2 separate regions of the Homo sapiens genome follow, and region 2 is linked to region 1. The links are chromatin contacts, found by Hi-C or POLR2A ChIA-PET in ENCODE. All regions are on one chromosome and are shown on one strand. Each heading gives the region's core, a stretch centred on a gene start or an enhancer-like site at or near the end of the contact. The rest is flanking DNA. Distances are from core to core; before and after follow the strand shown. Region 1 has its middle 22 kb from the start of LINC03117. Region 2 holds the start of LINC02314 (long intergenic non-protein coding RNA 2314).

Region 1 (3,578 bases), core at 668-3,167:
ACTCCCCCCAGCTAGGGGCTCGCACATGATGGAAGTGTATTTCTCTCTCACGTAACATTAGAAACACGAGGAGTTCAGGATGATGTGGCAACACCAAGACCATGGGAGCCTGGAAGCCATCTAGCCTGCTGCACTGCTCTCCTCAACAAGGAACTCTGAGCTCGCGGCGTAAGATGGTTGCTGCATCTCCCTCCATCCCATGCGCGTTCCAGTCAGGGCCACGCTGAGAAAAGGAAGTGGAGGCAATACCCCTGTCCCTTCCTTTTAGGTCTAGGGCCTGGAATGTGTACATGCTGGTCCACTCATACTCCATGGTGAGGAGGGATCTAGGGCTCAAAGAAGTCCAGCCACTTGAGTGTGAGTGTATGTGTGTGCGTGTGCGTGTGCGTGTGCGTGTGCGTGTGCATGGCCTTCGGGAGCGTGTGCTGCTGTTTGGACACTAAATGTCCTGCTCCAGCCCAAGGCCACGTGGCTTCAGAGGGGTGGAACTGGGCTCCAACCCAGGTCTGCTGGCTCCTCTGTCCTCCAGCCCAGTTTTTTTTTTTTTTCTCACTAGGCAGCTCCTGGGAAAGAGGCAGGTCTGCGGAGGGAGGTGAGGACTTCATTCTAACTGTGAAATGACTGCGTTCAGAATTGGGAATCCAGAGCTGGGAACGAGCTGCTGACCTGCTCCGGGCATTTGTGGCCATTCGCCTTGAGGGCCAGGACGCCTGCATCAGAGCAGCTGGGCCTGACCCTGGGAGCGAGGCCTCCCTGGGTGAGACTGACAAGCCCCTCTGGCCATCCTTGTGGGGTCCCTGAGCCTTCACTTTCCTGCCCTGTCTTGCTCTGATGTTTACTGCTGTGTGGGCCTCAGTGGTTTTACCCATAACACGGAATGAAACATTTTGTCTAGGTAATGGAAAAGTTGCTTTGGGAAATCAAGATGGGATCGTGGAGGTGAACAGGTGTGAGCTGGAAGGTGCTCACCAGGTGCTTGTGTGCTGTGCTCGGCTGAACCAGGGCCCACAGATCTTGCATGGAAAGATAATCCTGGATCCTCTGACAGGTCCAGTGTTGCCCCCAAGGTCCTCATAGGGAAAGAGAGAGGCGGGGGGGTGGGGGTGGGGCACAGAGAGCAGGAGATGCGCCCGTAGATGTGCAGAGGTGGCAGTGATGTGCCGTGAGGATGGAGGAAGGGGCCATGAGCCAAGGAGTGCAGGCGCCTCTAGAGCTGGAGAAGGCAAGGAGATGGACTCTGCCCTGGCACCTCCAGAAACCACCAGTCCAGCTCACACTGATTTTCGCCCACTGAGGCCATCCCAGTCTCCTCACTTCCAGAACTGGGAGATCTTAAATGTATGTTGTTTTAAGCAACCAAGTTCGTAGTGATGTGTTATGACAGCAACAGGAGACTCCTGTGTGTGGGGTGGAGTGGGAGGTGAGCAGGCTGAGATGGAGACGGTGCGAGGGCCGAGGTGGGAAGGAAACCCACGAGGAAAGGCCCAGAAAGGTGCAGGCTCTTTGCTGGATGGTGAGTAGCCTCTCAGACCAGTGTGTGGACACATAGGGAGGGCTGGAGGATGAGGCTGGCCAGGAAGGCTGGGCATGCTGATGGGGCCCAGAACACCCTCTTGAAGGCCTTGGACTTAATTTGGAAGGCCTGGGAGCCCCTGAGAGTTACTGAACAAGAGAGACCTAATAGGAGGGCGGTGTTCAGGCCCACGGGGGTGCATCGAGGCCTGAAAATGACAGGTCCTCTGAAAGTAACAGGGAAACACAGCTTTACGCATTGTCAGTGCTTGCGGCCACAGCACTGTGCAAAGTTCTCCTTGGATCACGGTGCCTGTCAAGATGTACAGTGTGTGCAAGGCTGTGGAGCGAACCTTCGGTCAGCAAGCCCAGGGCGCCAAGCAGCAATGGGAAATCAAAGGGAAAGAAATGAAACTTTTATTAGCAAAATGCTTTCCGAGACATGCCACAAGTCTTCGTCCAGTTCTCTCTGGTTTTTATTGGGTCAAAGGTGCAAGACTCTTTGAAAACTGACTTGGGAACGGTTGCTGGGAATTTTAAAGCGTGGCTCAGCCAAGATGCACAATAAAAAGAAATGTGTGACCGTGAAAGAGACACATTCAAAATCGCATGTTTTTCGTCTTCAGTGTTCACGGAAACATGCCCATTAGCGGGGGTGGGAGGGTGGGGGTGGGGAGGCACGGGGGAATACAGCAAAGGACTCTTCAGAAGAGGATTTCTGCGTGCTGCAAAGATACCACCCTGGAAAACCATGTGTAGAGACGTGCTTCCAACTGCCCCACTGATAGTTTCAGATCCTGCAGGGACGAGAGAGAGAAAAAAAATCGGAATATTGCCAGGATGGTATTTGAATAAACAGTGTGGACAGCTGCTCTTCCCTGCCGGAGCCAAAGAAATTCTGTTGTTGTCCATGAAGAAAATGCATTTGACGAGGCACCCGTTAGCTAGGAGCTGAGCCGCCCTTGCTAGAGGACTCCAGGGGCCTTTGAGCTTCACCTTGAGCACTCTCCTTTCAGCTGACGGCTCTCCCTCTGCAGTCTGAGGAGCTGCACAGCTTCAGCCCCCCACCCCCTGTATTTGGGGTTCTTTATTTCCTCTTCTTAGAGAAAGTGCTAATTGTTCATGGAAGTGACAAGCGGTTCCCCTTGGAGCTGCTGCCTGGCTTGTATCCTAGGTGAGGATGTGTGAGGTGGGAGGGTCTGATGGCCCCTGAATGTGGGGGTAGGAGGTGGCCGATGGGGAGATGCAAGACACACAGCCCCGGAGTCCTGGGGAGGGGCCACTTGGAAGACTGGGGTCTCTGGTCTGGGTTACAAAGGTCAGAGCTGTACAAAGGGTCCCCAAATGATGCAACAATCAGATTACTTCCTTTGGAGTGATCTGAAGTGTGAGAGCCTAGTTTCTCCATCGGCACAGTGCCTGGGGATTAATTAGTTTAATTGGTCCCTGCGTTAGGCCAAATAGTCAGTGTCAAAAGAGAAAAGCAAAAGATACTTTCCCATTTGGGAAGACAAAAACTGCCCCTGCTAATGGCTGAGGGTGGTAATGACAACAAAAAGCCTTTCTGGAGTTGACTCGAATGGCCTGGGAAGGCGGCTGGACCCTGTCACGGACCCCTGCCGCATACCAAGCAGAAGCGTGGAGCCCGCTGGGAAGGACGGCTGGGCTCGGTGAAGCCCCCGCCGGGAGTGGGTGCTGGCCACGGTGCCACGCCGGCTCTGCAGAAGCATCTCGGGCCAGTAGAGCTCTGTTATCAGGGGGTTCTGCCCTCCCCCGTCATGAACACCCCCAACCTCATCTGCAGGGAGGAGCAAACAGGCCCGGCGGGCCAGCCTGTCCTGGCTGGACAGGGCTGGGGCTCACCCTGAACTCCTATTTGCTTGCGTTACTTGTCGTGGGGCTGGGGCCTGATGGGCTGTGGTTAAGATGCAGGGGGACAAGTCCAGCGCGATGGAGGAGGGGCCAGACTCCACAGGGGAAGGCCTGGCCAGCAACAGGACCCTGGCTAGTCACGTGGAGGCTTGGGGCGCACCCACTGTCTGATGTGTAAATCGGTGCCCACTCAC
Region 2 (3,589 bases), core at 1,066-3,565, 56 kb after region 1:
AGTCCCTAGGGCTTCATTGCCCAATCGCAACCAAGACAGACCAACAGACTTTTGAGTGAGTAACAGCATACCACATTTCTGACATGTGTGTATTTCAACACGTTTGATTTATTGGTTAAGTGAAGTCACCGATGATCAAATATCCTTGATGGGAATCCCCAGCCCTCCCCATTGCCATCTGCATTTAGAGAATCCCAGGAATCCATGTGGGTAGAGGAAGGCGGGCAAAGAATAAGAGACTTTTAGGTCTGAGTTGGTCCATTAGGGAATTAGATGTGTTTGTGCTCATTTTAAGCAGAAGAAATACACTGCTAGAGGAAGAAGAGAATCCCAGCTCGAATCCTGCCCACTGGAGTCCATGGCACAACTTCCAGATGGTGATATTCAGATTCTTTTGATATTTCTCCAGCTAGGGATATGAAATACATACAAGAAAAAAAATCTTATGCCCTGGAGGAAAAATAAGCACATCCTAACTATTGACAATCTCGTGTTTGTATTTAAGGAAATGATCGCCTCCTATTTGAATGTCATGAGATCAGCCATCGGGACCACTAGAGTCTAAACTTGATAAGGCAACGTGAGGATCTGTGGTCCCTTCTGTCCCGCTCACCCAGCATTCCTGGTGCTTCAGACAGGGTCTGGGATGTTACAGGTGCTTAGAACGATGTCATGATCAAGTGACATGATGATTGATAGAGATGACTGTAGAATGGGGGCTATTCGAATGAGAAGTACCTTTTGGGCAGTAAGTTAAAACAATGGGTAGACCCTTGAGGAGTTCATGGTGTCATTTGATGATGCAGTCTTCGTGACCCTTTCCCTAGGGTTTTTTCTTTTTCTTTTCTTTTTTTTTTTTTTTTAACGGAGTCTCGCTCTTGTTGCCCAGGCTGGAATGCAATGGCGCAATCTCGGCTCACTGCAACCTCCGCCTCCCAGGTTTAAGCGATTCTCTTGCCTCAGTCTCCCGAGTAGCTGGGATTACAGGCGCCCGCCACCACGCCCGGCTAATTTTGCATTTTTAGATTCTCCATGTCGGTCAGGCCGGTCTCAAACTCCCGGCCTCAGGTGATCCGCCCGCTTCGGCCTCCCAAAGTACTGGGATTACAGGCGTGAGCCACCACGCCGGGCCTTCCCTAGGTTCTTAAATAACTGAGGAAGAATAACGAAGACCCAGGAAGAGATTCCAAAGAACACATGGCTAATTCACAGATAAGGGAGAAACACAATGTTTAAGAAATTCAGTAGCACCCAACAGCAGACTGAAAACAAGTTGGGAAGTGGACTCTCTCACGGAGCTCAAACACTCAGGCAGCATTTGCATCTCAGAAGTAATTTTTGAGAATTCATTTGAAGAAGGAAGGATTTTCCTTTCCTTTCCTTTCCTTTTACAGGATGGTTCCCCCTAATGAACTGTTTTAAGCGGACGAAAGAATTCATTTGGCACACTCTTGCTTAAAACCCACAGGAAAAAAAGCAAAGTTCTCTTAAGGATGTCAGCTCCAGACTAGAGCAGTCCGTTTGAAAAATCTTGGTTTTGAGAAAGTGGCAGAATTACATAATTATTCACAACTCATAAGACATTAAAATACTTCTTCCAAATATGAAGTTGTGAGATAACAAAAACCACAAATTCTAGACTTGCGGAGGGTGTGTGCATCTTTTACTCTCCCACACACAAACCCACATCAAAGAGTCTGGGTGGCGCTGGGCCGGAACTCGTGGCCGCGCTCGCCTTGGTGCGCCTGGGCCACAGGAGGAGGCTGCTGGGGCCGCTCTGCCGCCGCACCTCCCTGAAGGAGATCCGGGGGCAGTGGGGATGCTAAGGATGCAGCGCCGGAGAGGCAGGTGGCGGCCCCTGCGAAGAGGTGGTCCCCGCAAAGCACACGGAGACCACGAGGTTCCTTGTCGCCCACTCACAGCAATGCTGCACGAGGTGAGGAACGACCTGGAAGAGTCCCAAAGTAAAGGCATCGGGTGATGAGAGGAATCTGGGGGTGGAGAAGTGGTCAGACGAGCCCCAGGGCTCTGTCATTCTGGAAGGGAGCCCCTGCCCTGTCGTTCTGTGTGGGCATAACTTTGAAAATCAGGGCACTTCATTTAACAAGACTCATTTTTAAAAGCTCATGTTACCTGTTGAAAACCCAAGGGAGACTGGCCTTTGGCGGATGGATTAAGCGCCGCTCATTCAGTTCCATTTTACGGAAGGACCTGCCTCAGCCCCGTATGAGGCTGCGGGGATTCCAAAGTAAAGTCAAGGAGATGGGGTTCCTGCCTGCAAGGAGCTTCCCACCTAGCAGGGCCGTCCGGTGGGCAAACTGTGGGCACTGGATGAGCAAATAGTGCATTTTGCTGACGACAGGAGACGCAGGTGGCGGGGGGGTGCCCAGGAGCCCGAGAGGAGGGGTGTGGTGGAGGGCGGGAAAGGAGGGGTGGGGTGGAGGGCAGGAGACGAAGGGTGGGGTGGAGAGCGGGAGAGGAGGCTGAGCCCTGGAGCGTGGAGTGGGCATGGGCCAGGGACACCGAGAGAGCAGCCTGCGCAGAGACGATGGGGCAGCAGACAGGCCTGTGTGTCTGAGGAGGGGAGCCTCCAATGGAGAAGGCTGAGGAGTGGGTGCAGGCAGGAGACTGTTGAGACTGGCCGTGGGGAACCGCAGATGGGCGTCAGCTGGGGAAGACAGTCTAGCCGCACTGGAGAGGCAGGACTGTGGGGTCAGACGAGGGTGGGGCTGGCCTTCTGGGAGAACCCCAGAGGCTCAGCAAGAGGTACCACAGGGCTTGAGCTGTTGAGACGGAGAGAAATGCTGAGGATGTGGCCCGGACAGGGCCCAGAGGGACCCGGGCCTCCCTGCATAGGTGCTTGGCAGTGCCCTCTCAGTGGTGGTATCAACTCCTGGGCGAAGGCGAGAAGATGGCTGGTGAATACAGCCTGCAGGCAGGCAGCATATTTAATAAGATTAGGACTTGGGAGAAAAGTCCTGGGCTTGTAGGTGGGAGCTGAGGCCACCGCAGGGTGGGCGTTCCTGGACAGTGGGTATTTAGAGAGCAGAAGAGACCGCAGGAACAGCCCGAGATGACCCAGCCTCTAGAGGTGGGCTCAGGAGGTGGGGGAGGAGCAGCCGGGAGGGTGGGAGAAGCCCCCATGGGGAGCGGCACCACCACAAGACTGAGGCAGTGGTGGGAAGGCCACGGAGACCTCCCAGAAGAAAGGGCTGAAAAGTCTGTGGAATCCTCTGAGTCAGAAGGTCCTGGGAACCATTGCCCAAGCAATTCCTGAAGGCAGAAAGAAGCCTCATTGCATCGGGCTAAAATGAATGGAGCTGGAGGAGCGGGGATCTTGGAGGACCGAGTCTGTGGCTGACTCATTTCAGGGTCCACTGTAGTGCTTGGCACACAGTGAGTGCCCAATCCATACCTTCTAATTAGAAATATTTCCCTCTATTTCCACAGACCTCCATTAGCAATGCCCTTTCAGCAGTGTTAGCTTATTTAACATTTATAAAAGCATGTATCCTCGAAACAGGAGACAGGCTCATGAACTTGACCAAGGAAGAGCAAGTGATCAACTGCAGACCCATCCAATTGGTGT

The links. Hi-C counts contacts between places; a loop is a spot of excess contacts on that map. ChIA-PET counts read pairs that join two places held with the same protein, here RNA polymerase II (POLR2A).
Region 2: a loop to region 1 is called in a map of heart right ventricle, with 9 times the contacts of the local background. The contact joins the promoter of LINC02314 here to the enhancer-like site in region 1. A Hi-C loop is called at or near these places in 1 of 168 maps with a recorded cell type or tissue (heart right ventricle). POLR2A ChIA-PET finds 5 or more read pairs at or near these places in 6 of 52 experiments (BJ, PC-9, Panc1 and 3 more).

What each region holds. Positions count from the first base shown.
Region 1 is chr14:101,496,295-101,499,872 of GRCh38, reverse strand. No RefSeq gene overlaps it. Among named protein-coding and RNA genes, the nearest start is that of LINC03117, 22 kb to the right of the region's middle. RefSeq lists an enhancer at 3,276-3,578. Within about 2 kb of position 1,917, at least 2 of the 41 ENCODE cell types and tissues checked have a DNase peak (open chromatin) inside an H3K27ac peak, as active enhancers do.
Region 2 is chr14:101,440,802-101,444,390 of GRCh38, reverse strand. It overlaps LINC02314 (long intergenic non-protein coding RNA 2314), which reads right to left and starts at 2,315. Exons shown (of 2, transcript NR_135240.1): 1 at 2,134-2,315; 2 at 76-409.